2 separate regions of the Homo sapiens genome follow, and region 1 is linked to region 2. A link is an interaction called in ENCODE POLR2A ChIA-PET data of the cell type or tissue named here. Cell type or tissue: endothelial cell of umbilical vein. All regions are shown on one strand. Each heading gives the region's core, and the rest is flanking DNA. Links, peaks and the distances in the headings are about the cores only. Region 1 overlaps MINPP1 (multiple inositol-polyphosphate phosphatase 1). Region 2 overlaps ATAD1 (ATPase family AAA domain containing 1).

What was found. ChIA-PET counts read pairs that join two places held together with the same protein. Peaks named below come from ENCODE experiments on the same cell type or tissue, not always from the same donor. Only the 100,000 strongest peaks of a DNase experiment are listed, where the experiment ranks them.
Region 1: POLR2A ChIA-PET joins it to region 2 with 8 read pairs; 3 of 35 experiments call an interaction of 5 or more read pairs at or near these places.

Annotation. Positions count from the first base shown.
Region 1 is chr10:87,510,014-87,526,260 of GRCh38, reverse strand. MINPP1 (multiple inositol-polyphosphate phosphatase 1) reads right to left here. Exons shown (of 5, transcript NM_004897.5): 3 at 13,040-13,137; 4 at 5,092-5,225. Among named protein-coding and RNA genes, the nearest start is that of MINPP1, 13 kb to the right of the region's middle. In endothelial cell of umbilical vein, for the core only: no CTCF peak of the experiment used is centred there; no DNase peak of the experiment used is centred there.
Region 2 is chr10:87,771,495-87,787,741 of GRCh38, reverse strand. ATAD1 (ATPase family AAA domain containing 1) reads left to right here. Exons shown (of 10, transcript NM_001321967.2): 5 at 3,072-3,272; 6 at 11,315-11,421. All of the region lies in intron 1 of LOC124902476 (a long non-coding RNA gene), which reads right to left. Among named protein-coding and RNA genes, the nearest start is that of ATAD1, 39 kb to the left of the region's middle. In endothelial cell of umbilical vein, for the core only: no CTCF peak of the experiment used is centred there; a DNase peak (open chromatin) is centred at 11,741; H3K27ac peaks cover 1,414 bases.

The sequences.
Region 1 (16,247 bases), core at 8,179-10,678, 260 kb after region 2:
ATACCATCTCACACCAGTCAGAATGGCAATCATTAAAAAGTCAGGAAACAACAGGTGCTGGAGAGGATGTGAGAACACTTTTACACTGTTGGTTGGACTGTAAACTAGTTCAACCATTGTGGAAGACAGTGTGGTGATTCCTCAAGGATCTAGAACTAGAAATACCATTTCACCCAGCCATCCCATTACTGGGTATATACCCAAAGGATTATAAATCATGCTGCTATAAAGATACATGCACATGTATGTTTATTGCGGCACTATTCACAATAGCAAAGACTTGGAACCAACCCACATGTCCATCAATGATAGACTGGATTAAGAAAATGTGGCACTTATACACCATGGAATACTATGCAGCCATAAAAAAGGATGAGTTCATGTCCTTTGTAGGCACATGGATGAAGCTGGAAACCATCATTCTGAGCAAACTATCGCAAGGACAGAAAACCAAGCACTGCATGTTTTCACTCATAGGTGGGAACTGAACAATGAGAGCACTTGACACAGCATGGGGGACATCACACACCTGTCATGGCGTGGGCCTGTCGTGGGGTAGGGGGAGGGGGAAAGGATAGCATTAGGAGATATACCTAACGTAAATGACGAGTTAATGGGTGCAGCACACCAGCATGGCACATGTATACATATGTAACAAACCTGCACATTGTGCACATGTACCCTAGAACTTGAAGTATAACTTTAAAAAAGGTGAAAAAAAGAAAATAAGATGAACAAAAACATGATATAGTAATACAAAGGAATATTATTCAGCCATGAAAAAGAATGATACATGCTACTGCTACATGTACAACATGGAAGAACCTTAAAAATATGATGCTAAATCATAAAAGCCTGTCACAAAGAACCACATATTATATCATTCCATTTATATGAAATGTCCAGAATATGCCAATGCATGCAGACAGAAAATATATTAGTGGTTGCCAGGGGATGGCAGAGTGAGGGTGAATGGAGAGTGACTGCTAAGGCACAGCATATAGAGTTTCTTTTTGAGGCGATGAAAATGTTCTAAAGTTGCAGTAGTGATGGTTGTGCAACTCTGTGAATATACTAAAACACTGAATTGTGCACTTTAAGTAGGTAAACTGTATATGATACAGGTATTACCTCATCTTGTGCTTTGATTTATTGTGCTTTGTAGATACTGCATTTTGCCACAAATGGAAGGTTTGTGGCAATCCTGAGTTAAGCAAGGCCATCTGTGTAATTTTTCCAACAGCACGTGCTCATTTTGTGTATCACATTTTAGTAATGTATCACATTTTAGTAATGTATCACATTTTAGTAATACACAATATTTCAAAGTTTTTTTAATTATTACTATGATTATTATATCTGTTATGGTGATCTGTGATCAGTGATCTTTTATGTTACTTTTGTAATTGTTTTGGGGTGCCATGAACCCCACCCATATAAGATGGTAAATTTAACTGATAAATGTTGTATATGTTCTGACTGCTCCACCGACCAGCCATTCTCCATCCTCTTTCCTCTCCTCCAGTCTCCCTATTCCCTGAGATATAATACTGAAATTACGTCAATTAATAATCCTACAATGGCCTCTAAGTGTTCAAATGAAAGCAAGACTCACACATCTTTCACTTTAACTCAAAAGCTAGATATGATTAAGCTTAGTGAGGAAGGCATGTCCTAAGCTGAAACAGGCCAAAAACTAGGTCTCTTGGGTCAGTTAGCCAAGTTATGAATGAAAAGGAAAAGTTCTTGGAGGAAATTAAAAGTGCTACTCCAGTGAACACATGGATGATAAGAAAGTGGAAGAATGTTATTGCTGATAGGAAGAAAGTTTCAGTGCTCTGGTAGAAGATCCAAACAGCTGCAACATTCCCCTTAGCCAAAGCCTAATCCACAGCAAGGCTCTAACTCTCCTCAATTCTAGAAAAGCTAAGAGGTAAGGAAGCTGCAAAAGAAAAGTTAGAAGCTGGCAGAGGTTAGCTCATGGGGTTTAAGGAAAAAAGCTATCTCCATAACACAAAAATGTAAGTTGAAGCAGCAAGTCCTGATGTAGAAACTGCAAGTGATCCAGAAGATCTAGCTAAGATAACTGAAGGTCACTATACTAAGCAGATTTTCAATGTAGACAAAACAGCCTTCTTTTGGAAGAAGATACCATCTAGAACATCAATGTCTGGCTTCAAAGGATAGGATGACTCTCTTGTTAGCAGATAACGCAGCTCCTGACTGTAAGTTGAAGCCAATACTCACTGGTCATTCCAAAAATTCTAGGGCCCGTAAGAATTATGCTAAATCTATTCTGCCTGTGCTCTATAAATAGAACAACAAAGCCTGGATGACAGCACATCTATTTTTACACAGCATGGCTTACTGGCTCTTTGAAGCCTACTATTGAGACCTCCTGCTCAGAAAGAAAGATTCCTTTCAAAATATTACTGCTCATTGACAATACACTTGGTCATCCAAGAGCTCTGATGGAGATGTACAAGGAAATTAATGTTGTTTTCATGTCTGCTAAAACAAAATCTATTCTGCATCCCATAGATCAAGTAGTAATTTTGATTTCATTATAAATTTTAAGAAATTAATTAAGAAATAAATTTAAGAAATATTTAAGAAATAAATTATTTAAGAAATAAATTTCTTGGGAGGCCGAGGCAGGCGGATCCAAGGTCAGGAGATCGAGACCATCCTGGCTAACAAGGTGAAACCCCATCTCTACTAAAAATACAAAAAAAAAAAAAAATTAGCTGGGTGTGGTGGCAGGTGCCTGTAGTCCCAGCTACTCGGGAGGCTGAGGCAGGAGAATGGCGTGAACCCAGGAGGCGGAGCTTGCAATGAGCCGAGATCACGCCACTGCACTCCAGCCTGGGTGACAGAACGAGACTCTGTCTCAAAAAAAAAAAACAGAAATTTCATATGACAGAGAAATATTATTTATTTAAGAAATAAATGTCATAAGGCTATAGCTGTCATAGACAGTGATGCCTTTAATGGATCTGAGGAATGTAAACTGGAAACCTCCCAGAAAGGTTTCACCACTCTAGATGCCATTAAGAATATTTGTAATTCATGGGAGGAGGTCAAAATATCAACATTACCAGGAGTTTGGAAGAGGCTGATTCCAACCCTCATGGATGATAGGAAGTAGCTGCAGATGTGGTGGAAATAGCAAGAAAATTACAAGTGGTGCCCAAAGATGTGACTGAATTACTGCAATATCATGATCAAACTTGAACACCTGAGGAGTTGCTTCTTATGGATGAACAAAGTGGTTTCTTGAGATGAAATCTACGCCTGGTGAAGATACTATGAATATTGTTGAAATGACAACAAAGGATTGTGACAGTGACAAAGCAGTGACAGGCTTTGAGAGGATTGACTCCAATTTTAAAATATGTTCTACTGTGGGTAAAATGTTATTAAACGGCATCATGTGTTACAGAGACATCTTTCATGAAAGAAAGAGTCAACTGATGCAGCAAACCTCATTGATATTTTCTTTTACAATAAATTGCCACAGCCACCCCAGCCTTCAGCAACCACCACTCTCATCAGTCAGCAGCCTCAACACCTGAGGCAAAACCCTTCACCTGCAAAAAGATTACAACTCTCTGAAGGCTCAGATGATCATGGGCATTTCCTAGTAATAAAGCATTTTTAAATTAAGGTATGTATGTATTGTTTTTTAAGACAAAATGCTATTGCACACTTATTATAGTATAAACATAACTTTTATATGCACCGGGAAACCAAAAAAATTGTGTGACTCCCTTCATTGTGATATTCACTTTTTTGCAGTGGTCTGGAATTGAACTTGCACTATCTTTGAGACATGCCTACATATGAATTATTTCTCAAACTGTTTTAAAAAATAATGACCCTATGACACTGTAAAATCCTTAATTAAAAAAATTCAATTATTTTCCAATATATTGCGCATCAATGCAGGGAAGTGATCTAATAATTTTAAAACATTTTCAGTAATTATGTCATAAGCATTTTGGTGTTGCCTTGTAAAAAAAAACTTTACTAATTCAGAAAAATGGAGTCTTCTTTAAAAAAAATTTTTCCACTTTTACCAAAAAATTATTTCATTCCGTTTTTTTTTACACTTTTGTTAAATACTCAGATTAAGTTTTACTGAAGCATAACTACCATGAAATTCATCAGTTTTAATTAAAGAGTTAGATATCTTAACAAATGTATACAGCTGTCTGTGTAATCACCACAATCCAGTTTGGGAAAACTTCTACCACCTACAAAGTTCTCTGTGCTCAGCTGGGTGCAGTGGCTCATGCCTGTAATCCCAACACTTTGGGAGACCAACGGGAGAGGATTCCTTGAGCCCAGAAGTTTGAAACAAGCCTGGAATTGAGGTTCTATCAAAGGTTCAAGTCATGAAAAATTATTTTTAATTGAAGATTATAAATGTTAACAAAAGCTTTTTCTCTTTCAAAACAAAAACATTTTGCACATTCATAGCAGGAGCCACATAGAGTTCATAATTACACTAATTATAACAGCAAAAGATAGGAACTATCTAAATGCCCACTGACAAGAGTAGATGGTATATTCACATTATTGAATATTGTACTACAGTGAAAATGAACTACAGCTATATGCAATAATATGTTGAATATTAAAAACATAAAGTTGAGGGGGGAAACAAAGCAAGTCCCAAAAGACAATAAGCAGTATGATTCCAAGAAAAACTAAATATATTCTTTGGGCACCAATACATTCATAATATAAACTGTTTTAAAGAGGCGAAGGAATGACCAATACAAAATTCCAAAGAATAGTTTCTGGAGGAAAGGGAAGGGCAAGAGGAGGCAGGAAAATGGAATAGTTGAGGAACACATAAGTAAACAAATGCAATTTATTATGAATATTCTAGTTCTTGGGTAGAGTGGAAGGTTCGTATGTTTTATAATTTACATATATGTTATCGAATTCTTTTGTATCACATTATATTAAAATTTTTTTAAAACACAAGCAAAAACTATTTTTTAAAATTACTCATTATAAAAAAATTTCCAGAAGTTTAGTAGTAACTCAAAATGTACTTCACATTTTTTAGAAAGTTCTTACCTTTGTTTCTGTTCAACTGCTTTGTCCAAGTGCTGAAAGATATCCTGAAACAAGGTGCAGCTGGATCGACTGTTAATAGTATACCCATATCCTCTTTTCCAATATTGTTTCAGATCATTTAAATATTCTAATACCTAAAAAAATTCAAAAATAATTTCTAATATATTTTCAAAAATATAACAAGATTCCCTGATTTAATAATGATTCTCTAAGAAATGGTTACAATGTTTAATTACCATTCTGCACAAAATATAGTATTTGTCCTTTCCAGCATTTAAGAGTTGGTCCCTAAGGTTCATACCACAGAGAGATTTATGCTGCATCACAAATTTGGATTGGGGGAATGTAGATGCTGGTGTGCAAGAGCAAGCCAGTAAGTGCTCACAGCCAATCATCCAAGGTCAGGACAGCTCAAGAGAGTGGAGTAAGGACATGTGCTCACCTCTCCTTTCTTCTAACATTATATTAAGATGATATTATATTAATATTCTTCTTTATTCTTTCTTCTAAATGTCAAGGATACATTTAGAAGAAAGAATAAAGAAGAAGAATATTCATTAAAGCACAGAAAGATACCATAGGTGGATGAGAAATGTATAAGAATTTTGAGAAGGTAGAAGTCAAATAGAAAATGAGTTACTTTGGTTCATGTATCTGTTTGGTGAAAAAATAATAATAAAAGTGTACCAAGGATATGGGGAAATGGGTACTGTTGGAAGGAATGTATATTGGTATAGACATTCTAGAGGGCAAATTGGCAAAATCCATGAAAACACACATACCCTATGACCCATTTAATTCCATTTCTTATAAAGTGATATTCACAGAGGAACACCAGGGAGAATGTACAAGAATGACTTATAGTAGCACTGCTTATAGAAGCCAAAAAATCCCCAGAAACAACTAAATTCCAATAGTAGGTAGATGGTTAAATAAACTATGGTATACACATACTTCAGAATACTTTGCAGTTATCAAAAAGTTCTATATTATAGATTTCCATGTACTGACATGGAAAAATCTCCAAGACACAATGTTGAATAAGAACCCATTAAAAATAATACATACCCTATAATACCATTTATTACCAACACACACACACACACACACACTATACCTTTTATATTTCTAAGAATGATACAGATTATAAAAGTATAGAAAACGGTTTGAAACCTACCTATCACTGATTACAGTTATTAACCTCTGCTGAAAGGTCTGGAACCGGGAGCTGGTAATTAAGTAGCCTTTATCTGAGGGTTAAATTTTCCACTTACATATCATTTGATCATTTGCTCATGTAGAAGTGGAGAACTGAAATCTCTATCTAGAACTAAAACCTGTAGCTAAAACCACAACTAGGGGACTAAAATATGTAACCCAAAAGAGGTTCAAGATGACTACAATAGTCACAAACCTTTCTTCCCGAAAGAGCTCCTAGAGAAACTAAGTGCATGTCATAGTAAGTTTTAAGAGCAGGGGTGGGTCAGTGCCATATATAAAAACAAAACAAAAAATACATTAAAGGGGTGAGGAGGAGCTACTTGCTACACTAGCATTGCTGCCTACAATCTAGACTAGCACAGCACAATGGCAACTTGTGTCCCTTCCAAAGGTAGCAGTGTAGATATTTATTAATGAAGAAAAGGAGAACAGCTGAGGGAAAAAGGATGAATAAACGGGTTATAAATTGAAGGAAATGACATATTACATGAACGCCTTGAACGGGGCTCAGAGCAAAAGGTGACGCTGTCTCTTAGCTCAAGTATGACAGATGCATGAAAGGGTGAAGCCATAAATTTGCCAAGACCACTCCTGGTTTTGGAACCTGACAGGATTGAAAGGAAGCTGGCAAACCTGAGTGGCCTTGCCCTGGAAGACATTCATACAGATGATGGACTGGATTATTAATGATTGTATATATTCTTTTGATGTAAGGTATCCCTCTTCGAAAACCAGGGGCTGACCTGTGGTATTATGATATGTATATATTGGCTTTCGTCCACACTTCCTGGTTTGTAACTCCCATATCCCTTGTTGTAGTCTTTTGGTATAATGCTGGGTGTGTTAGGCCTCCAGGGCAGGCCTCAGGAAACAGAATCTCTCTCCTGCCTCCCTTTCACCTGTGCGGAGGCAGAACTCTAATCTTCCTGCCTTTCTGGGGGTCTTAAGATCCTGCCCTGAAAGGGTCCTGCCTCATATCCTGGGGGGAAGGAATACTTCCATAAAAACCCAAGAGGACTGGGTTTAGAGAGCTTACAGATAGCTGAACATGTGGAGCTTCCTGGAGGGTGGCATGCCCAGGGAGGACATGGAAGCTCCACGCCCCTTCCCCCATATCTCGCCCTACTCATCTCTTCATCTGTATCCTTTGTAACATCCTTTATAATAAACCAGCAAAAGTGTTTCCTTGAGTTCTGTGAGCTGCTACAGCAAATTAACTGAACCCAAAGAAGAGGTCATGGGAACGCCAACTTGAAGCCAGCTGAACAGAAGAGTACCGATGGGGCACTTGGGGACTGAGCCCTCAACCTGTGGGATCTAATACTACCTCCAGGTAGACAATGTCAAATCTGAACTGGAGGACACCCAGCTGGTGTCTCCTGCTTGGCGTGCAGGGGAAAGGCTCCCACACATTTGGTCACAGAAGTCTTCTGTGTTGATGATTGTGATGGTGGTGTGAGAGTAAAGGAAAAACACGGCTTGAGAGAGTCTGTCCTTACACAAAGGCAATGAAATCAAGAAGTTAACAAAGAGACGTAAACACTAAGAAATTTAAAAAGGAATTAGATAATAGTCTGTTCAATCTATTCAAATAATAAAATCTACTATTAGAAATAAAAAGGAGGCAACTGGAGATTTAAAAAATTCTCACATGCTTACCACTAAAACTTTATATTTAAAAAAAAAAAAGGGCCGGGTGCGGTGGCTCACGCCTGTAATCCCAGCACTTTGGGAGGCTGAGACAGGCGGATTGCGAGGTCAGGAGATCGAGACCATCCTGGCTAACAGGGTGAAACCCCGTCTCTACTAAAAACACAAAAAATTAGCCGGGTGTGGTGGCGGGTGCCTGTAATCCCAGCTGCTCGGGAGGCTGAGGCAGCAGAATGGCTTGAACCCGGGAGGTGGAGCTTGCAGTGAGCCGAGATCACGCCTCTGTACTCCAGCCTGGGTGACAGAGCAAGACTCTGTCTCAAAAAAAAAAAAAAAAGGCCAGGTGCAGTGGCTCACACCTGTAATCCCAACAGTTTGGGAGGCTGAGGCAAGTGGCTCCCTTGAGGTCAAGAGTTCAAGACCAGCCTGGCCAACATGGCAAAACCCCGTCTCTACTAAAAATACAAAAATTAGCCAGGTGTGGTGGCGGATGCCTGTGGTCCCAGCTACTCAGGAGGCTGAAGCATGAGAATCGATAATTCTACCAGACATACACCTTCAGAAACAGGTATACCTGTACCCCAATAAACATATACAATAATGTTCATAGCAACAAGGTTCATAATAGCCCCAAACTAAAAACAATGTCTACTGAAAAGATAATGAATAAACTGTAAAATATTCATATAATGGAATATTATACAGTAATGAAAATTAAAAATTGTAGCTATATGCAACCTCATAAATCTTTTTTCATTTTTAAAACTTTATTAAATTGTAATTTACATACACATGATTTAAATATACAGGCTGATGACTTTCGACAAATATAAACAACTGTATAACCTGCCCCCACCATGATAATACAATGACTTAATCGCCCCCAAGAAGTTACCGCTTGCCCCTTTGCTTCAATCTCCTCTAATACTCTGCTACAGGTACATGTTTTACGGAATCCTGAGAAATGTCTGTGACCTCATAATTCCCAATCCATTTGAGAAGAGGTATATTTTCCTGAAATTTGTAAACCTTTTCACAACACAACAGGTCAAGATCATTTTAAATTCCTCCCAGTTCAAATCCCTGCCTTCTAAGTAGCAATCTATAAATGGGAAGCTTTTTTTTTAACTTGTGTCGTGGGAGTTTGTTGTATGGATTACTTCATTACCCAGTTATTAATCCTAGTGCCCATTAGTTATTTTTCCTGATCCTCTCTCTCTTCCCATCCTCTGCCCTCTGAAAGGCCCCAGTGTATGTTGTTCCCCTCTATCTGTCCATGTGTTCTCACCATTTAGCTCCCAAATAAATCTTAAAAACTTAATGTTGAACAAGAGCTAGATACCAAAAGAAAAAAAACACACGCTGAGTAATTCCATCATTATAAAGTTCAAAAACAGATAAAGCTAAACTGTTTCTTAGGGAAAAAATAAATTAGTAAACAATAAACTACTGTAATAAAGAAAAAATTGAAAGCAAAAATACACAATTACGGAGAAATAATTTCAGAGAAGGAAAACACTTTTTAAAATCAAAAGATATATTTGCTTAATTCAGCAAATAATGGATAACATAAATGACTTTTATAGGTATATTAAATACCAAAACTAATCCCAGGAGAGAGAAAATCTAGATATACTTATTAAAGCAGACACAAATTGCAAAAAAGCTATCCTACAAATTAACTTTCTCCTTTGTGCCCCACTACACCTTTCATGGGCAGTCTGCAACTTATGATGGTTTGACTTAAAATTTTTCAACTTTACAATGGTTCAAAAGCAATACACTTTCAGTGCGCTCCTTGACTTACAACGAGGCTATGTCTGGATAAATCCATTGTAAGTCGTAAATGTACTTCCAACTTAAGATATTCAATCTACCATGGGTTTATCTGGATGCAACCCCACCATAACTTAAGGAGCATCTGAGTATACTTCTATCACTGTATAGACATCCTATTGTCTTGCAATGGTTTAGTTACATGTCTTTCATTCCTTGTGGCATTCTTTGAGGACAATATCTATCTTATGTTAGTGTCTTTAGTTCCAAGCAAGTGCTTGTCACAGAACGGAAACTCAAAAAATGCTTGCTGAAGGTACACAAAGTCCAGGATATCTAATTATCTCAGAATTTCATAAATGTCTATTAATTTTTAATTGTAAAAAACATTCTTGGCCAGGTGCGGTGGCTCACACCTGTAAACCCAGCACTTTGGGAGGGTGAGGCGGGCGGATCACTTGAGTTCAGGAGTTCGAGACCAGCCTGGCCAACATGGTGAAACCCCGTCTCTACTAAAAATACAAACATTAGCCGGGCATGATGGCACATGCCTGTAATCCCAGCTACTGGGGAGGCTGAGGCAGGAGGACTGCTTGAACGCAAGAGGCAGAGGTTGCAGTGAGCTGAGATTGGGCCACTGCACTCCAGCCTGGGCGACAGAGGAAGACTCTGTCTCAAAAAAAAAAAAAAAAAAAAAAAATTCTTAACAAAGAACTTTAAACACATAAAAAATATAAAACAGTAGTATAACGAACCTCTGTGTACTCATCCAACTTCAACAATAATCAACATTCAACCAATCCCATTTCAGCTTTGCTCCTACCACCACCACTGTATTATTTTGAAGCAAATCCCAGGTATCATTTTATTTCACCTGTAAATACTTCAGCATATAAACCTATTTCACAGTGAAAGTCCTAAGCAGGGATAAATTATTTTCTAACAAATTGCTGAAGTAAATAATAGAAAATACCTCAATCAAAAGACAACCTTAATTTTTAAAAGAAGAATTTAATTTCTTTTCACATGTAAAAAGAAACTATTATTCAATTAATTTAATAAACATGTATTTAAATTTTCAAGTCACAGTCATTTAAATTAGAAGTTCTTTTTTTTCCTTTTTTCCTTTTTTTTCTGAGACAGAGTCTTGCTTTGTTGCCCAGGCTGGAATGCAGTGGCACAATCTTGGCTCACTGCAACCTCCACCTCCTGGGTTCAAGCGATTCTCCTGCTTCAGCCTCCCGAGTAGCTGGGATCACAGGTGTGCACCACCACGCTTGGCTAATTTTTTAATTTTTAGTATGGACGGGGTTTCACCACATTGGCCAGGCTGGTCTCGAACTCCTAACCTCAGGTGATCCACCCGCCTTGGCCGCCCAAAGTGCTGGGATTACAGGCATGAACCACCACGCCCGGCCAAGAAGTTCTTTATTTACAAGGAAAAAAAGTACCTCTACAATAAAGAAATCAGGCAGGCACCATTGTAATCTAATGATCAAACATCACTGGCCAGGAGTGGTGGCTGATGCCTGTAATACCAGCACTTTGGGGGGCCCAGGCGGGCAGATCACCTAAGGTCAGGAGTTCAAGATCAGCCTGGCTAACATGGTGAAACCCCATCTCTACTAAAAATAAAAAAATTACCTGGGCATGGTAGCACACGCCTGTAATCCCAGCTACTGGAGAGGCTGAGGCAGGAAAATCACTTGAATCCGGGAGGCAGAGGTTTCAGTTAGCTGAGATTGCGCCACTGCACTCCAGCCTGGGCAACAGAGAGAGACACTGTCTCAAAAAAATAGTAATAATAATCAATGACATGACAAGCAGACATCAGTCCTTCTGATATGATGCACTGAGAAGGATATATCACTTACGTAGTGCTCTTGTCAAAAATGTTTAATCTGAATCTAATCCTGAGTAAAAAATATCAGACACATCCAAAAACATTCTGCAAAAAACCTGGCCTAGACTCTTCCAAAACGCCAATGTACGAAGGACAAAAGAAAGGCTGGAGCACTCTTTCAGGTTAAACGAGACTAAAAGAAATGCAACCAAATGCAATGAATGATCCCTTATTAGATCCTGAATCTTATAAAACAAAGCAAACAAAAAACAGCTATAAAAGACTTAAGACGTGAAAATTTGAAAGTTGACTGTACATTAGAAAATATTGTGATATATATGATATACATAAATATGAACTATAGTATTCTGTATTGTGGTTATACAAAAGAATGTTCTTGTCCTAGATGCATGCCCAAGTATTTAAGGGTGAAGCATCCTGATGGTGGGGCGGGGAAAAAAAGATTATATACACACGGTAGACAGAAAAAACAGCTCCCATATGTCCACATTCTAATCCCTGACATCCTATGAATATGTTACCTTACCTGATAAAAGGGAATCTGCCAGTGTGATTAACTTATGAATCTCGAGATGGAGAGATAAATCCTGGACTATCTAGGTGGGCCCAGTGTAATCAACAAGTATCCTTACGAGAGGCAGGCAGGAAGGACAGTTAGAGCTGGAGATGTACCCGTCAGAAGTCTGAGTGATAGGAAATGCAAGCAGCCTCTGGAGATCAGAAAAAGCAGGGTACAGATGTTCTCCTAAAGCCCCCTGAAAGAATACGGCTCTATTGTATACGGCTCTATTGATACCTTGATTTCAGCCCTGTAAGATTCAATTTGAACTTCTGACCTCCAGAACCATAAGATAATAAACTTATATTGTTTTAAGCCAGTAAGTTTGTGGTAACTTGTTAGAGCACCAATAGGAAACTAATATAGTAGAGAGAGTGATAAAGGAAATGTGGCAAAAAAGGTTAACTGGTAAATATAGGTGAAGGACATACAAGTGTTCACTGTAAAACACAGAACACAATTTCCCATGAAAACTGTTATAAAATAGTTGCTAGGACTTTGGAAACCCATTTATTCTCTCTGAGCTTTGGCTTCCCATAAAAAGAATCTGGGATTATATCAGCTCTATAATCCCTTCCAAGCAGTAAAATTTGATGATGGGTTAAAAGTAGGTCTGTAAATGGGATGATTTAGAAATCAAATCATCATGGAAAAAATGTTTCCAGAGTTTTTTGAACCTAAACTATTTACAAGTAGGTGGGACCAATTTGAACCTTTAATCTCTCTTTATTTAAGGAAAATTAGGAGTTAGTCACAAAACAGTTTATGTTCCCTAACTACTCATTTTCTGAAAAGCTGCTTCAAGTAACCAAATGCAAACAAGCAAGCCAAAAAAAATTTTTTTAAAAAAGCAAAGAAACTGCAAAAATAATACTTACCTTTGCATCATCTATGTCAAAAACATCACACCAAGGAGATTTAACACCTTTAATTGCCAGGTCAAATGAACAGGTGAAAAAGGCTACTTGAATTAAATCTGGGGGGAAAAAAAGGTAAAATTTTGTGGGTCATTATTTTCTGCAATTTTTCAAAGGCTAAATATCTGTAGAATGCCATGTGTGGTACAGCTCAATAAAATGGACATCTTCAGTTTGGGGAAGAAATAATTTAGTTTCTTCCTGGCTATCAAAGAATTAAGAGACTTTCTCTGTGTAATTTAAGGGTGCAGAACTGAACTATCAGGAAGAAACCATGAGGAAGTATAAATTTCAGCCCAATAAAACTAAGAAATTTTCTGTAATTGGTAACTTTTTTCTGCCTTTTTTTTTTGGACAGGGTCTTGCTCTGTTGTCCAGGCTAGAGTGCAGTGGTGATCACAGCTCACTGCAAACTCGGATTCCTGGGCTCAAGCAATCCTCCTGCCTCAGGCAATTACTTGTTAAGAGCATATTTGCCTAGCAATATCAACAAAAAGTATAACCCAAGGACTTGCTATATAAAACTTAATATGATTTTGTTAATTTTAGAGGGTTCAAGGAGGGGGGCTAAGGTTATAAAGGTTTTAGTACCCGACTTGAAAATTACAAATAACAAAGTACATTTATTAAACAGTTTAAATTATACAATTCATTTTATAACTAAGAAGCAGCAGTAAGTACAGAAAAGATATAAAAGGAGAGAGAAGACTACAGAGATGGAGAGGGAAGGAAGTGCAAGGTAAGTGAGGGGGAAGGAGAAAGGAGAGACAGCCAAGGAGGAGAAGCACAAAAAGGGAAAAATCACACACTAAAGAGAGAAATGTTGGTACCAACATGAGTTTTTCAAACTTAGCTGCTCAAATGATTTCGGAAGTGGATTTCAGAATAAGTTATCTAGCATTTTTACACTGCTAATTTGCTGATTACATTACTTTGAGATACATATGGGTATTGAAGAGAAGTGATAAGGGAATGAATGCTTGGGCTATAAAAAGTAGCCTTTGTTAGTAAATAAAAACACTGCTGCTCTCTAGTCAATGAGAAGTGGGTGATATTTAATGCTAGAGAGAAAAAAAAGTCAACTGCAGTGGTTGCCTCCATTGCTTTGATTTTTCTTTAATTTTACTGCCTTTCCTGTTTTCCTAAAGGAAAATGGGACCAAAAATCAACTGGCGTTACATGCATTTTGCACTAGTTCTGAGTTTAAAGAATTCCTGAGGCAGTATATAATACAAAAAAAATGTATTTCATTGGGAATATACAGAAAAGCCATTCAAAACTTTGCTTACGTAAAGAAAAGGTTTTATAATCTCAATACCTGATACAATATAGTGGCTTGTAAGTACCAGGTACATTTGATGAAAGGACCTGGCTTATTTACACTCGAAGCTCTAATTCTGAAACTATGAAGTCAGTCCACATGGTATATTCTTAAACCGGAAGAGAGTTTACCAGAAAAAAAAAATTCACCAAAAAACTCTTCAGAGTACAGGGAGAAAAAGCATCAGATGAAGACAGGCTGAGACCTGACTTTACCACTAATTATCCTGGGTAAGCTCTCTTTAGTGTCAATTTCCCCACTTACAAAGTAAAGAGGTTAGATACACTATCTTATTTAAGTTATAGCTCTGACTTATCTGTTATGACCCTTCTGATTTCGTGGTCAATCTTTCAGAACCTCAAAAATATTTCAGGTGGATAAGAAATTTAAATATTTAAAAAACGAAATAGACCCTTTCCCTCCACTCCCCTGAGAAAAAAATAAAACAACAAAAAAGGAAGACAATAGGAAAACATAATAATCTTGCGGTGGGAGGATTCCTAGACAAAATACAACACTCAGAAGCCATAATGAAGAGACAGATATGGCTATGTAAAAGATGTAAACTTCTGTGCAATCAAAGGCACCATCAACAAACCTAAGAGATAAGCAAGAAATTAAAATATTAGCAACATACAACAAGCAAAGGGCGAATCCTTTGTCAGGCAGAATTAAAAGATATAATTAATATATCCATAATACATAAAAGGTATTTGTGATTCATAAGAAAACAAAAATAACCCAATAGAAAATGAACAAAATTATGAAGGGGTAATTTTTAGAAGAAATGCAAATGGCTACTAAACATGAAAATATGTTCACTTTCAGAAGTAATCAAAGAACTGCAAATTAAAGCTAGATACTATTTTTCATTAATCAAATTGGCGAAAATTAAAATGACTAATAATATCTACTGTTGGAAGATATGGGAAAATGAACATTCTCATATACTGTGGATATAAATTTTTACTACACCTTCAGAGAACAATTTAAAAATATATGTCAAGATGTAAAATATTCATGTGTGTTAACCCAGCAATTTCACCTATTTATCTTTAAAAAACATTTTTAGAAATCTATTTATTTATTTGGAGACCAAGTTATAAGACTGGCTAACTTTTGTGTCTTTGATAGAGGCAGGGTTTCACCATGTTGCCAAGGCTGGTCTTGAACTCCTGGGCTCCAGTGATCCACCCACCTTGGCCTCCCAAAGTGCTGGGATTATAGGTTATGCCACGGCACTCGGCCTCACCTATTTTATCTTACAAATAAACTCTCAAGTGTAAAAAACAGACTACAAGAATGTTCACTGTAGCATTACCTGAAAGAGTTAAAAACTAAGAAAAACTTCAGTAGGAAAATGGTTTCTATAAAAAGAATTTGGACTGCATTAGCAACAGCCTCTTACAGCAGTAAAATTCGATGATGGGTTAAACAATTTAACTAGCATTGACTTACAAATCGAGTCATTCATATGTCCCATGAAATAACACAGGATTTAAAAGAATGAGACAGTTCTATATTTGTCTAGAGACAAATATATTGTTAAGTAAAAATAGTAAGTTACTGAAAATACATATAGCATCACCCCCTATGTAAACAAAAGGGTATTTAAATAGCAAAAGTATTTATTGCGCAATTACTGCGCCAGGTACTAAATGCTTTGTATGAATTAATCTTATATAATCTTTGCAATAATCCTATAAGACAAGAATAATTCCCATGTTCATTTTACAGAAAAGGAAACTGTGGCATAAAGACATTAATAAACTTGTCAAAAATCATAGTTATTCAATAGGATAGTAGAGTCAAGATTCAAATGCAAATAGTCCAATTCCAGAATCCATT
Region 2 (16,247 bases), core at 10,622-13,121:
TGTTAAAGCCAATAAACAGTTGTCCAAAAAAGAAAAATAGTCACTAATAAGGTGGAATATTTGTCACAAATGAGGATTATCTCAAATTTAGATTTGTGTATCCCAATACTTTTTTTGTTCTTATCCTTTTTTTTGGAGACAGAGTCTTACTGTCACCAGGCTGGAGTGTGTAACCATAGCCCACTGCTGCAGCCTCCTGGGCTCAAATGATCCTCCTGCCTCTGGGTCCTGAGTAGCTGGAACTGCAAGGCATGTACCACCATGCCTGCCTAATGTTTTAATTTTTTGTAGAGACAGGGTCTCACTTTGTGGCCCAGGTTGGTCTTGAATTCCTGGGCTCGTTATCCTCCTGCCTCAGCATCCCAAAGTGTTGAGATTACAGGTGTGAACCACTGTGCCCATCCTCTTCCTAAATCTTTTATTTGCATATAGCACTTACTAAGTAAAGCCATTACCAAAAACATCCGTCTTAAAAAGGAGTTTAAATTTTTAAGCCTCTATAAAGCTTAAGATAATAAACACAGTTTTTATTTGTTGAAGTTGGTTATAAAAGTATCAGATTAAGCTCAAAGAACTAATTTAAAGGTTGCAAAGCTAATAATAAAAGCTAAATGCCTCACATTCATTGCAGTACTCATTTGTCACCCATCGTAATTATTATCACTGTGGAGACCATTTTAGGAAAGTATATAGAAAAGGTGCCACTCTAAATAACGTTATCTCTAGACTCACTGATAATTTGTCAGACAAGCCAATCTGAATTTTAGTGTAACTTTTTTTTTTTTTTGAGACGGAGTCTCGCCCTGTTGCCCACCCTGGAGTGCAATGGCGCAATCTCGGCTCACTGCAACCTCTGCCTCCCGGGTTTAAGAGATTCTTCTAACTCAGCCTCCCCAGTAGCTGGGATTACAGGCGTGCACCACCATGCCTGGCTAATTTTTTATATTTTGGTAGAGTCGGGGTTTCACCGTATTAGCCAGGATGGTCTCGATCTCCTCACCTCGTGATCTGCCCACCTCGCCCTCCCAAAGTGCTGGGATTACAGGCGTGAGCCACAGGAATGGGGATAAAGCAGTTTACTGAATAACTATAAGGCTAACACACTTATGTAACTACTACCCAGGTCAAGAAGGGAATATTGACAGCTTGTGTACCTTCTCTGTTACAGCCTGTCCCCAGAAAGTTAGGATAGCCACAAGCTTTCTTTGCATATTGAATCTTTAGGCACTCCAGACACTCATAACTGCTCAGTTAATAACACTAATTGTAATCCTTGAAGAGGAAAAACTTAATCCTGCTAAAAAGTAACAAAACCGATCTACTAGAAGGGAAATATTCCAAGTGATAGATGAATAATTTGAATCAAACACAACACTCTAAAATCTCTGAATATGTTTATGAAGTGGTAGAGTAGCTACAAAGTCAACAAAATATGGAGGCTTTTGCATAAATACTTTGTTCTAAAAACCTTGAAATTTAGTTTTTAAGAAAGTACCAAGTGTAACAATATAAAAACCCAGAGATTTAAGTAACATGTGTATAAAAGTTTTATAATGGATATGCATTCTATATTAAATTATGTGATCAAAATGATGAAATTAATAATTCCAAGTATCTGCAAACAGGTGGTTTTAGATTACTATTCTTTATTGTTTCATATGAGCCATCCAAAAGAAAAATGTCAGTAGAAGATTCAAATTATAACTGACTTAACCAAATTTTAAGCACCTAAGTGAACTTAATTAAAATTTGCAGAATGCTTGAAAATACAATTAACATGTATTGGTAAAGCTTATGGATTTAAATTTAAAAGTCAGCTTTAGAAAAGTTTAGTTTCATATGATTAAACTTAGATTAGTTGCTGTTAGAACTTGAATCTTCAAGAATTATAAAGACCAGTAGAAAATTCTATGTATGCTTGAGGAAGAGCTTGAACATTATTTTGAAGTGTTTGATGTGAAAAATAAAATTGCTAGAGTTATGGAATCAGGTGCAGATTTCTTTTTTTTTTTAAATTGAGATATTTTTGGGAATTTTCATACAAAATTATTTTTCCTCTCATTTTGAATTTTATTTTTATTATATATAAGAAAATTTTGGACTCCTCCAGATCCCTTCCAGTTCACCCTAGCATGCCATCTATATAGATGGCATTTTAAAAAATACTGTTTCATAGGAAAAGTTGAGCTTTGAATTAAACAAATATTTTGAGAGGTCTGCCTATTACAGTTTTTGTTAGGGCTGTCTGTAGATGGTTTATTTTAATAACCATCTTAGTACTAAGTTTAGGTGCCAGATCATGTAGTACTGAGTTTAGTAATTTGGTAAAATTATAATTTTAGTATTATATATTTAGTATTATTATATATTTAATATTATTAAATTTAGAAAATGCTATCTCATTTTAGTTGAGAAACAGTTGGTGGTGGTTCCCAAAATGTTCAAGATCCCAACCTCTAGATCCCTTGTATTAAAAGTGTTACCTTAAATTGTATTTAGCAGCAAAATGCTGTTAATGGAGACCATAGGTTAATAATATAGTTTTATTCTTTGGAAATTAAAACAGGAGTGACTGATAATTTCTGTTTCTTTTAGGAAAAGATTGTTTGGAAAAAGGCACATGTCCTTTGGCTAAAACTTAATCTGTGAGCAACAGCAAAACAGTGTTTGCCACAATCTGTTTTGAAGTTGTTTACCTTCTGTAGGCTAATATCAAAGCACTATGGTGCATTGTTTGCTTGTGAAGGTGGAGGGCCTTAGATGATTTTGTTTTTCAACTGTTGATAAAGTGGTATGAATTTGGATGTCAAGGTGAGCATTTAAACTGAACCTTTTCATGAAGGGAGAGGGCACAGGATGCTGTAATCCCCAAATACATGCTCTTAACTGACACTGAGCTTAGAACATGGCATCTTCCTTTCTTCTATCTTACCTACTATAAACAAGATTAAATAAAAGCAGAATTGAATATTGGGAAAGTTTTTTGTGGAAGGAATTACTATTCTATTGATTATCATATAAATTGAAGCAAATATCCCCTTAAAGGTAATAAATAACATATTCATTTCCAGGTGTTCTTCTCTATGGGCCTCCAGGCTGTGGTAAAACGTTGATTGCCAAGGCCACAGCCAAAGAAGCAGGCTGTCGATTTATTAACCTTCAGCCTTCGACACTGACCGATAAGTGGTATGGAGAATCTCAGAAATTGGCTGCTGCTGTCTTCTCCCTTGCCATAAAGCTACAACCATCCATCATCTTTATAGATGAAATAGGTATGCTATGTTTTCTATATGAGTATTTTTAAAGGCCATTTTTAGAGATATTTAGATAACCAGATTTAGTTTTTAACATTTATTAGGCCATGTTAATAAAACAAAGAACATAACCAACATCATAATATGCTATGTATAATTTCTGTGTTGTAGAATGAACCATAGACTATATACTCCCCTACTTGATAGATAGGTTTTTCTGTCTTTTCTCTGTTACAAACAGTATGCAGTAGATATCCATGTACATGTTTTCTCATGTATATATGTTTGCCCGGGAAAGATACCTAGAAGTTGAATCATTTGGTTGTGTGATATATCTATCTTCAACCTCACTAGGATTACCAGTTCTTTAGTTATTATACCTATTTATGTTTTCCTGCTTGGTAGTAAACTTGGGCATCTTTTAGCATGTTGATTAGCCATTTGGGTTTTCTTATTTGTGAATTGTCAATATTTCTTTGGAGTTATTTGTAGTTTTCTTTTGTTGATGTTTATTATGATTACACCTATTTTCTAGTCTATCTTTTTTCTGATAGTTTTTTTTTTACAGTTTATTATTTGGCTATAGTCAGTATTTTTCCTTTGTGGTTTATACGTTTTGTATCTGGTTTACAAATACCTTCACTATCCCCATAAATGTTCTCTTTTTAAAAATTATATATAACATGAGATAGGAATCTAATTTCATTCTTTTCCAAAAAGACAGCAAACTAGACTATCCTTTGCTGTATGTCATGACTTTTATATTAATGGACTCTTGCTATATTATGGATCAATATTTTTGTTCTGTTCCTGGTACGATGTATATATAAATATATATAGTTATACTAATACAGTATTATTAGTATTGGATATATATTTATATAGCTTTATTACTGTAGTTTTGAATTATATTTTATTATTGTTAAATTTAGTATGATAGGCTATGTAAATATGTAGAGAGAAAAATAGATACAAATATGTAGTATAGCTTTGTTTTGGTTACTTGTTTGCTTTATGTATCTTTTCTCATCAATTTACTCCAGTTATTTTGGTGTTTTGGTGTGCATCTTGAACAGAGGAATATATAGCTAGTTTATTTTGTTTTTGTTTTTTTTTAAGACAGCATCTCACTCTGTTACCCAGGCTGGAATGCAGTGGCGTGATCATGGCTCACTGCAGCCTCAACCTCCCCAGGCTCAAGTGAACCTTCCACCTCAGCCTCCTGAGTAGCTGGGACCACAGGTGTGTGCTACCACACACCACTAATTTTTGTAGAGTCAGGGTTTCTCCATGTTGCCCAGGATGGTCTAAAACTCTTGGGGCCAAGCAATCTGCCCTGCCTTGGCCTCCCAAAGCATTGCGATTACAGGTGTGTCCACCACACCTGGCCTATTAGCTATATTGTCTAAAAATTTTAATCTAAGCTTCTCTTTAACTGGGAAGTGTGATTAGTTTGATTTTGTTATGATAGCTGAGATAATTCAGATTTCTTTTTTTTTTTTTCACGCTCTGTCATGGCTGGATTGCAGTGGCACAACCATGACTCACTGCAACCTTGACCTCCCCGGCTCAAGCGATCCTCCTGCCTCAACCTTTCAAGTAGCTGAGAATACAGGCGTGTACCACCATGCCCTGCTAATGTTTTAATTTTTTTGTAGAGACGAAGTCTCACTATGTTGCCTAGGTTGGTCCCCAACTCCTGGGGTCCAATGATCCTCCTGCCTCAGCCTCCTAAAGTGCTGGGATTATAACGCCTAGCTGATTTACTTCTGCTATATTATTTTTTGCTTTTAATTTACCAGTCTAGTAGACTTTTTTGCTTTATTCCCTTTTTCTTGCTACAGGTTTAGAAGTTATACGTTCTTTTACTTTAGTGAAACGTTTAGAATATCAACTTAAAAGTCAAGGGTAATCTCTACCTTCCTTCCAAATAATTCACAGAGAACTTAGAACTCTTAGGTAATAATAATATCTCATCTCTTACATGTTATTGTTAAACATTTTATTTTTCTTCTACCTTCGATATTAATTGCTATTTTATACTGGCATTGCTTGTTTAGTGCCACGTTTGCTAGGTTTTTTGCTCACCATTGCTTGTTTGATCTTGTCTTTTCTGGATTTAACTTTGTTTTTACTGAAGTCTTTCAAAGTTCTTTCAGCAAAGGTTGTACAAAGAGTAGATTCTTCCTGTGTGTGAACATGTGTTAATTCTACTTTCTCTCTTAAATGATACAGAATCACATTCAGCGTCTTAAAGCTACAATTCCACTGCATTCTAATCTTTTTAATCTTGTTGCTTTTGAGAATTCTCCTTATTGCCCTATATTTGTAAGTAATCTATCCTTTCTCTCTAGTTGCTGTTAGATTTTCATGTCATTCTGCTATTTAAGTATGGTTTTTTTCTAGGTCTGCATTTATTTTCATTTAGCCTGCTAAGCCACTTATCTGAGGATGTGTGACTTTCATTAATTCTGGAGGATTTCTCAGCCATTGTATATATTTGCATGTTGCAATGTTCCCATTAAAAAAAAAAACAATTCTCAGGCCAGGTGTGGTGGCTCACATCTGTAATCCCAGCACTTGGAGAGGCCAAGGCAGGAGGTTTCCTTGAGTCCAATAATTTGAGACCAGCCTGGACAACATGTAAGACCCCATATCTACAAAAAAAAATACAAAAATTAGCCGGGTGTGGTAACGCATGCCTCTAGTCCCAGCTACTTGGGAGGCTGAGGTGAGAGGATCACTTGAGCCCAGGAGATTGAGGATATTCAGTGAGCATAGGTCATGCCACTGCACTGCAGCCTGGGCAACAGAGCAAGACCCCATCTTCAAAAAAAAAATTCTTCATCTCTTCCATTTTGAGTCATTTCTACAGTTTGTCATTTAGTTCTGTACAGTATTTCATCAATTCTAAGACATACTGTTTTGTTTTTTACATTTTAACATCTTCGAAATTAGGATAGCATGTTACAATTGAGTTGGCAGCATTTTAAGTTTCTTGTTGGTACACAAAATAATGGTACAACTTAAAAATAATTCAATTTTTGAGTAGATTATAAAGGCAATTCTTTCCTTGGCTATATTTAATCTTTCAACTATTGGGTTTGTTTTTTGTTGATTATATTTGAACTTTAGAAGTTCTGTTTGGTTCTTTATAAAATGTTTCCCTTTTTTTACTGTAGCTTGTTATTTTAGAATTTCAATCCCTTTTATATCTTTAGAATTTTAAACATACTATTTTTGTGTAGTTTTTGAATTGCTCTTTTCTGAAATTCTAATTTTACTTTATGTTGACTTTTTTTTAATAGTGGTTTGTTTCCTTGTGTCATTTGTAACATTAGATGGCTTTAGGCTTGCTTTTATATGAGAATTCTTTTTTGCCTAAGAAGATCCAGAGTACTTTTTCTGTCCTCAGCTTAGAACTTCAGGGGTCTGATCGTTCAAAACCAATTTTAGATAATTTCTCAGTTTGTGTGTTCCCAGACTGAATGGTGGTACAAATTTAGACTTCATACCTGAAAGAGACTCCCCATGGTCCTAGTTTTTTGTGTAAGGAGGACATTTTTACCCCTCAGAGCCCAGGCAAAGATGGACAAGTTTCCTTGTACAGTGACGAGCAAAATTTTTTTTCTTGTCTACACTTTCTGTGAGTGTTAATCCTTCCAAGCATCTTGGCTTCAGCCTGTATGTAGATGTTAACAACAAAGCAGAACCTTTTGATGCTGTATATGTCTATATGCATACCTGCTGTGTATACAAACACAACAGACGGTAGCATAATCACATCAAGGTTTTCCAACTCTTATGTTCAGTTCCACTTTTTTCTGAACTCTGGGATTTTTTTTCTTTGTTTCTTGCAACCTCATATCTTCATTAACCTTTTCTAAAATACATTAATAGTCTTTATTTTTAATAATGGTTTTAAGTTTGCAGAATTGAGCAGAAATCATATAGAGAGTTCCCATATGCCCCCCAGATATATAGTTTCTCCTAGTATTAATACTAGCATGAGACATTTAATAATGAACCAGTATTGATACATTGTTATTAACCAAAGTCCATAGTTTAAGGTTCATTCTTTGTGTTGCACAGTTCTTTGGGCTTTGACAAAGCATAATGTTTTTTATTTATCATTACAGTCTCATACACAATAGTATCAAATATTTGTCCTTCCCTTTTCCTCCCAAACTGCTAGCATCCGCTGATCTTTTTTTACTGTCTCTATAGTTTTACCTTTTCTGTAATGTTACAGTTGGAGTCATACATTATGTAATCTTTTCAGACTGGCTTCTTTCCCTTAGCAATATGCATTTAAGTTTCCTCCACATCTTTTCATGATTTGATAGCTTATTTTTATTGCTAAATAATATTCTATTATGTAGATGTACCACAGTTAGTTTTTCCATTCGTCTATTAAAATGACACCTTGTTTTGGGCAATTAGGAGTAATGCTGCTGACAGCATCATGTGTAGGTTTTCCTGTGGACACAGGTTGCATCTCAACTGGGTGAAATACCTAAGAGTACCACAGCTTGATCACATGGTAAAACAGTGTTTAGTTTTGTAAGACACTAGCAAACTGTCTTCCAAAGTGGCTGTACCATTTTGCATTTCCACCAGCAATAACTGAGGTTCCTATTGGTATACATCTTCTCTAGCATTTGGTTTTATTAATTTTGGGGATTTTTAGCTATTGTAATAGATATATAGGTATCTAATAGTTTCCCATTTTTAAAATTTGCATTTTCGTAATGACATGATGTGGAACATTGTTTCATGTGCTTATTTGTCATCTGTGTATCTTTGTTGAGGTGTCTGTTCAAATGTTTTTCCCATTTTGAAACAATTGTAATATTTTTTATTGTTTGATTTTTTAATTTTTTATTGATACATAATAATTGTACATATGTATGAGGCACCTATGCAATGAGCAAATCAGGCTAATTGGAATATCCATCACCTCAAAGATTTATCATTTATTTGTGTTGGGAACAACAATTAGGTTATTATCTTATTGTTGAACTTTAAGAGTTCTTTTTATATTTTGGGTACAAGTCCTTTACCAGGTATGTGTTTGCAAATATTTTTTGCCAGTCTGTGGCTTGTCATTTCATTTCCTTAGCAGTATCTTTCACATAGCACGAATTTTATTTTATTTATTTTGTTTTATTTTATTTTATATATTTTTTGAGACAGAGTTTCACTCTTGTTGCCCAGGCTGGAGTGCAGTGGCACGACCTCAGCTCTCTGCAACCTCTGTCTCCTGGATTCAAGTGATTCTCCTGCCTCAGCCTCCCAAGTAGCTGGGATTATAGGCATTCGCCACCATGCCCAGCCAATTTTGTATTTTTAGTAGAGATGAGGTTTCACCATGTTGGTCAGGCTGGTCTCTCAAACTCCTGACCTCAAGTGATCCACCCACCTCGGCCTCCCAAAGTGCCACCATGCCCAGCCAGGAATTTTAAGTCCAACTTACACATTTATTTTTGATGGATCATGCTTTTGGTGTTAGACATAAAAATTAATCAAGTCCAAGGTCACCTAGATTTTCTTCTATATTATTTCCTAGAAGTTTTATAGTTTTGTGTTTTACATGTATATTTGTGATCCATTTTGTGTTAATTTTTGTGAAAATTACAGTCTGTGTTGGTCCGTTTTTTTGCCGATGAATGTCCAATTGCTCCAGCACCATTTGTCAGATGTGCATTTACTTTTATAAAAAAAAAGTCTATCCAATTTTTTGTTTGTGTTTGCAGATACAGATTGAACATCTGTAATCCAAAAATCCAAGATACAAAGTACTCCAAAATTCGAAAGTTTTTGAGCAACAACATGATGCCACAAGTGGAAAACTTTCATGCCTGACCTCATATAACAGATTGTGGTCAAACCTCAGTCAAAACTTTGTTTCATGCACAAAATTATGTAAAATACTGTATTAAATTACCTTCATTCTATGTGTATAAGGTATATATCAAACATAGATGAATTTCATATCCGGACTTGGGTTCTATCCCCAAGATATCATATCATTATGTATATGCAAATATTCCAAAATCTGAAATTTGAAACACTTCTGGTCCTCAGCATCTTGGATAAGGGAGGGATACTCAACCTGTGTCATTTTCTATTTTTTGATCATTCCGAGTCCTTATATTTATAGTATGTTTCTTCTAAGCAAGCATATAGTTGTTTAAAAAAAATTTTTTTTTGAATAGAGGAGGGGTTTTGCCATGTTGCCCAGCCTGGTCTCGAACCCCTGGCTTGAGTGATCTGCCTGCCTTGAGTTTTTTTTTTTTTTTTTTTTTTAATTTATTCTAATATCTTAGTCATGTATTTGGAGACTTTAATCCACTCACAATTTAATGATGGATGTAATTATTTATACATATCTAGCATTTTTTCATATTATTTTAAGTAACCATCTTGCCAAAACCACTTAGTGAAGATTAGGAAGATTAAGTAGGCAGTTGAATTTTAAAATTTATCTTTAAAAATTAGGCAGTTTTAAAATGACTGGTTTTTCCACCTTCAGAATAGATGGGTTAGTTTGAATTATAGTCCAATGATAGGACAGATTTTACAGAATTAAACTTTAAATAAATCTAGGATATATGTTTGCCATTGCAGGACTCTCATGTGTCATGGTAATGTGTTTTTGCTGAAATTACTTTTTATAAAAAATACTTTTTTGAAGTGTGGACATAGCACATTACAAGATATTTTTGTGCCACTTGCATGTATGATCGACAAAGTTTGTGTTGTAGTTTCAATGCTAAAATGTAATAGTTATTCAGAAATAAAAGTGATTTATAGGGATATAAGACAAAACATTTGAAATGGGGATTGTACTAGAAAATCCTAGATTTATTTTTACTGTTTTTTTTTTTAAATTATTAGGATGTAGCACCTTTCAGTCTTATATTCTAAAATAAAATTGTTTTCCCCTTTTTTTAAAAAAGCATTTCATGTTCATTGTAGATAATTTGGAAGACAGAAAATAATTTAAAAGAGAAAGTTAAACTTGTCCTTAAATCCATCCCTGAGCTATAATACAACGTAATTAGCATTTTGGTATATTTCCATAAAACCTTTTTTTACCTTGTATAACATATGTATGTACATTCCAGCATATATGTTTTAAATCATTTTCTGTCCTACATTTTTCGGCTTAATAGTGTTTTGCTCATTTTTCCATGTCGTTTTTATTTATTAACAGGAAACTGCATGAGAAAAAAGTATGCAACATAACTAAGAGCACATAGGGTTCAGGTGACCTAGAAAGTTAGAGGCAAAACACACAGGCTTTCATCTGAGATTCCACATAACTCTTCCAGCCTCTCAGTACTAGATCCTTCATTTTTCTTACATATGTTGTCATGAATGTATTTTTAGAGAAGAAACAAAAATTATGAATGATTGTGTTTTAATTTGCCTAATAATTTACCAAGTTTATTGTATCAGAATGTCTAAAACACATAGCCCAATTTTTTTGTAATCTTTCATAAAGTTTTCAGCTTTAAAACACTTTTTTTCTTTTCATTTTTCTTAATTGACATAATAATTGCACATATTTATGGGGTACAGAGTGACATTTCAATGATCACTATAGTATATAGTGATCAGACCAGGGTAATTAGAATACCCATCATCTAAAACGTTTTATCATTTCAGTATGTTAGGAACATTTGAAATTACATAAAGAGTAAATAAAATAAGGCTAGGCATGGTGGCTCATGCCTGTAATCCCAGCACTTTGAGAGGCCAAGGCAGGAGAATCACTTGAGGCCAGGAGTTCAAGACCAGCCTTGACAACATAGTCAACCTGTCTCTACAGAAAATAAAAAAAAAATTAGCTCCGCATGGTGGCACATACCTGTGGTCCTAGCTACTCGAGAGGCTGAGGCAGGAGGATCACTTAAGCCTGGGAGTTCGAGGTTGCAATGTGCTGTAATTGCGCCATTGCACCCCAGCCTGGGCAACAGAGTGAGACCCTGTCTCAAAAAAAAGGGTAAATAATTAATTCTTAATTTCTAAGGTTAAGGACCTTTTACTTCTAGACTCCTTTCTACGAAACCGTTCAAGTTCTGACCATGAAGCTACAGCCATGATGAAAGCTCAGTTTATGAGTCTCTGGGATGGATTGGATACTGATCACAGCTGCCAGGTATTTGAATAAAATCTGCCCTCAACTTGTGTTGGTTTTTTTGTTCTTAATAGAAAATTTGCTGGGCTACTTACTATGCTTTTGTACAAACTTTTTTTTCATAATTATTTACACTTATGACTAAGTGATAAGGATCCAAAAGAATATGGTTTGTATAAACTTTATCCAATTTGAGGACTTCGTGTTTACCAAAACATTAGTAGATTGCCTAAATGCCTGAAACAGACACAGCAGAAGAGAAAACACCAGAGTAAAGCCTGTCCTTGGAATTTTCAGAACCTACAGTGCTAAGGAGAGGAAGTGACTAGTGTCCGTGGGTATTGTGTACATTTTTTTAAAAAACTGTTCTTTCTGTTTTCCTCGGTTCTTACTTTTGACTTTCACCATAATTCCTTATACTGTCAATTCTTAGTCACTTCCCTGATTTTCATTTGACAGAGTTCATTAGTAGCTGAAACTGACAACACTTTCTCACTTCCTGTCACCTATGCCTATCTTTAGGATCCCAATTTTATACGAGACAGACTTGTATCCTAGGCTTTTCCTCTTCCTCCTGTATGGCTGTGAAACCATAGCTTGTTCCCTGTTATGTGACCAAAGAGAAAGAGAGCTTTATTTTTCAGTTTTCCTCTTCAGGTTCCCAGTTTTCATTTAGTTTTTGGCCTCTGAATATTCTGTGCTTTCTTGTCAGCTTAGTGGTTTAAAAGAAAGTTAAAAAGAAGTTAATCTGGCATGTTTGTTTTTTCAGCCAGATTGCTGGAAATAAACATCCTAGAACCATTTTCCCTTTTTTTTTTTTTTTTTTTAATGAATCACTTACTTATATCTCATGGAAAAGTTAACAGTGTTCTTTTGTTGTTTTAACTTTAGTATTTTCTCTTTTTTTTTTTTTTTTTTTTTGAGATGGAGTCTTGCTCTGTCGCCCAGGCTGGAGTACAGTGGTGTGATGTCGGCTCACTGCAACCTCCGCCTTCCGGGTTCAAGCGATTCTCCTGCTTCAGCCTCCCAAGTAGCTGGGGTTACAGACGTGCACTACCATGCCCAGCTAATTTTTGTATTTTTAGTAGAGACTGGGTTTCACTATGTTGGCCAGGCTAGTCTTGAACTCCTGACCTCAACTGATCCACCCACCTCACCCTCCTGAAGTGCTGGGATTATAGGCATGAACCACTGCGCCCAGCCAACTTTAGTATTTCCTATTTTGTAATCTGTTTTTGCCTTTTTAAAAAAAGTATTATATTTAGAATTATTTAAAATTCAGTTATTATTTCTTCAATTATTGTTCTCCATGTTTTATCTCCTTCTGGAATGCAAGTTGGATATATGTAGGACCTTATTTCTATTTCATGTTTTGTTTTGTTTTGTTGAGACAGGGTCTCACTCTGTTGCCCAGGTTGGAATGCAGTGGCGTGAACATGGCTCTCACTGCAACCTCAACCTCCTGGGCTCAAGCGATTCTCCTGCCTTAGCACCCCAAGTCTCTGGGACTACAGGTGCACGCCACCACACCTGGCTAATTTTGGTGTTTTTTTTGTAGAGACAGAGTTTCATTATCTTGCTCAGGCTGGTCTTGAACTCCTGAGCTCAAGCAGTCTGCCCGCTTTGGCCTCCCAAGTTTGGCTGGCATTACAGGTTAAGCCACTGTGCCTGGCCTATTTCATGTCTTTTTTAACGTCTCTTTCATATTTTCTGTCTTTCTGTGCTATGTCCTGGATAATTTCTTTTCCTTTCTTCTGGTTCATTTGAAGCTCTTCTACTATCTGACTCTTTCATTGAGCTTATTATTTCAAGTATTATATTTTTCAGTTTTAGAAATTCTTAGATTGTTTTTCACATCTACCAGGTCAGTTTTGATAGGCTCTTGCTTATTACTCATGTTTCTAATTGGATTAGAAAATCAGAACCCTGGCATCAACAAGCTGTGTAGCCTTGGCCAAATTTTATAATCACTCTGTATCTGTATAGAGGGAATAATATCTATAAAAAGGGAGGAATATTACCTACCTCAGAACTGTTATGAGGAATTAACCTGAGTTAAGTACATAGGCTTTACCTCCAGCCTTAGCTTAATTCGTTTACTTCTTTGCAAAATTGTAGATTAATTTATTTGAGTCTTTTAAATATTTTCTTTTTGTGGCCAGAGGGTTTAAGGATCCCTTAAGCCCACCGCATTAGCATAAGTCAAAAGTCTGAACAACATCATTCTCAAGAAGAAAATTAAGCCACATGTCCTCCTTCTACATTATGTTTGTGAAAGTGTAGTTTTATTATGAGGAAAACAGCCTTTAGCTTTTGTTGAATGGTTCAAGAAAAAACATAACATAGATAAATTTAGGTAACATTAATAGAAACATTTTTCATTAATAATTGGTTTTGATAAATCTATGCGGTTTATCAATGGGACTCATGTACAGGTTGCCAAAAACTAATTATTCTCCCTGAGAAATAATACTTAAAGCACTTAGACAATTGGATAGTTAGCCCATGTAAGAGAAAATATCTTAATATTATGTACCCTGTCAGAGCATAGTGTTCAACTATTTTCAGCAGGGGATATAGAGGCAATTGGATGAAGTCTTCTCCAGAGCCACTTCATCTATAGCTCCACAGTATGATTCTGGTACAGCATAACTTAAAACAGAGTTTTCAGAACCAAAATTCCTTATTGCACTAATAGCAATTACTGTTTTCATTATGATGAGTTTTGATTTGAGAGAGCAAATGCTGCTGCCTTTTTATTAAACTGCGGTCACTTTTTAACCTTTATTGTATTTTGGGGGCGGGGGTTAAAGTTGATATTATTAATTTTGAGTAATAGTTTTAGACATATTCTACTTTCATATGAACCAGTTAGCTCTTCTCTAGAATTGTCTTTTCTATGATTATGAAGAGAGCCCAGTACCCTAGCTAGCTTTCTTGTAATATGGTCACCAAGGAAATAGAAATAGAGAACGGCTCAATGAAACCGGTCACTGTTTCTGGAAACCTTGGTGACTGATGACATATTCTTCCTCTTGAGAGACATGAGACATAAAAGATAGTGTTTTTAGGGTATTCATTGATGAAGTTAAAGTTTTGGGATGTAAATTTAGGTCTGATTATTTTAAATGTGAAATGATAAAAAAATTATGTTTTGTTTTAAAGAGTTTTTTTTAAACTTTTATTTTAAATTCAGGGGTATATGTGCAGGTTTGTTACATAGATAAATTTGTGTCTTGGGGAGTTCGTTGTACAGATTATTTCATACCCAGGTATTAAGCCTAGTATCCATTAGTTATTTTTCCTGATCCTCTCCCTCCTCCAGATGAAGCTGGAGGCCATGATTCTTGGCAAATGAAGGCAGGAACAGAAAATAAAGATTTTTTTAAAAGTTTGAACAACTAACACATAAAAGGAGCATTGATTTTGTTTCTTAAGTAGTAAAAAATTACTGTCACTTCCTGTTTTATATTTTAGCTCATTTGTATTGAATTAATATATATGAAAAGGTTCTCTGCTTTTGCTGCTTAAAATTACTCCTTAGAATTTGCTTCTTTATGTGAAACTACACGTGATTTCAATCACTTTTGCTTTTTCATCATGAGTATCTGTTATACATACTCAATAGGCCATGTTTTACTAGTTTTATTTGGATTCCTTGGTTCTATTTTTTAGTATTCCATCCTCTATACTGGCTTTTAAATTTTGTTTTGCTTTGTCCTATGTTTCTTCAAATGCTGGCCATTTCCCTTTTTCCCCCCCAAATATTGACTTAACCACAGTGTCTTTTGTGATGTTTTTTCCTTATACTCATTCATTATCTTATGCTTTTAGTTCATTCACCCACTTTTAAGATTTGTTTGTTTTAAATTTGGAAGAAATTTTTTCTTTTTTATTAATTTTATTGAGTTGTAAAAAGTCAATAAAGAGGCTGGGTGTGGTGTTTCACATCTGTAATCCCAGCACTTTGGGAGGCTGAGTGGGGAGGATCGCTTGAGCCCAGAGGTTTCAGACCAGCATAGGCAACATAGTGAGACCTTGTCTCTACTAAAGACGGAAAAATCAGCTAGGCACAGTGGCATGTGCCTGTAGTCCCAGCTACTTTCTGTCTTCAAAAAAAAAAAGAAAGAAAGAAAGAAAATAAAGAAAAATAAATATGAGCATTAATATTTTGATTTTAGGACCACTTAACACAAATACAAACTTGCATTATGTTGTGTTGTGGAACTAACATTTTTCAAATTTGTGTTTATATTTTCTTCCTCTAGGTGGCAAACTCTCACAGTTAATTGAAAGTAATTGGGCTCTGAGGCTCCTGAATGTCATTCAGTGTAGAGTAGAAGTAGGATATAAGATTTGGATTATTTCAGAAATGTAAAACCTCTTAGGGAGAAATAAGGTAATGTTAGAGAAATGTGTTTCCATGGAATACCAATAAATTTCACTTTGGATAGCAGATGTGTATTGTTACTGGGTTATACTGAAGTATCAACAGTAAAGGTAATATTGATGTCCTTCAGAAATTAACTTGTTTTATATATCTTTGTTTTTATTCATGTTTATTTTTAAAGTTCTTTTTTTTTTTTTAATCTCTACATCCTTTATAAATAAGTGACATAGACTCAGAGGTTGGCAGGGCTGCCAGCATTTTTAAAAAGAGTTCTTCCCAGCATTTTGATGTTTGCTTATACTCTGTTATCTTTGTTTAAAGTTGGATTACTTGAGACTTTATTTCGCATTGAGAAGCTATCACCTGCAGTGCTGATAGTACCATGAGATGATGATGTGAAATATAGAGAAAAAGTACACAGTATCTATTACAGTTACCAGAATCTTCAGACTTATTA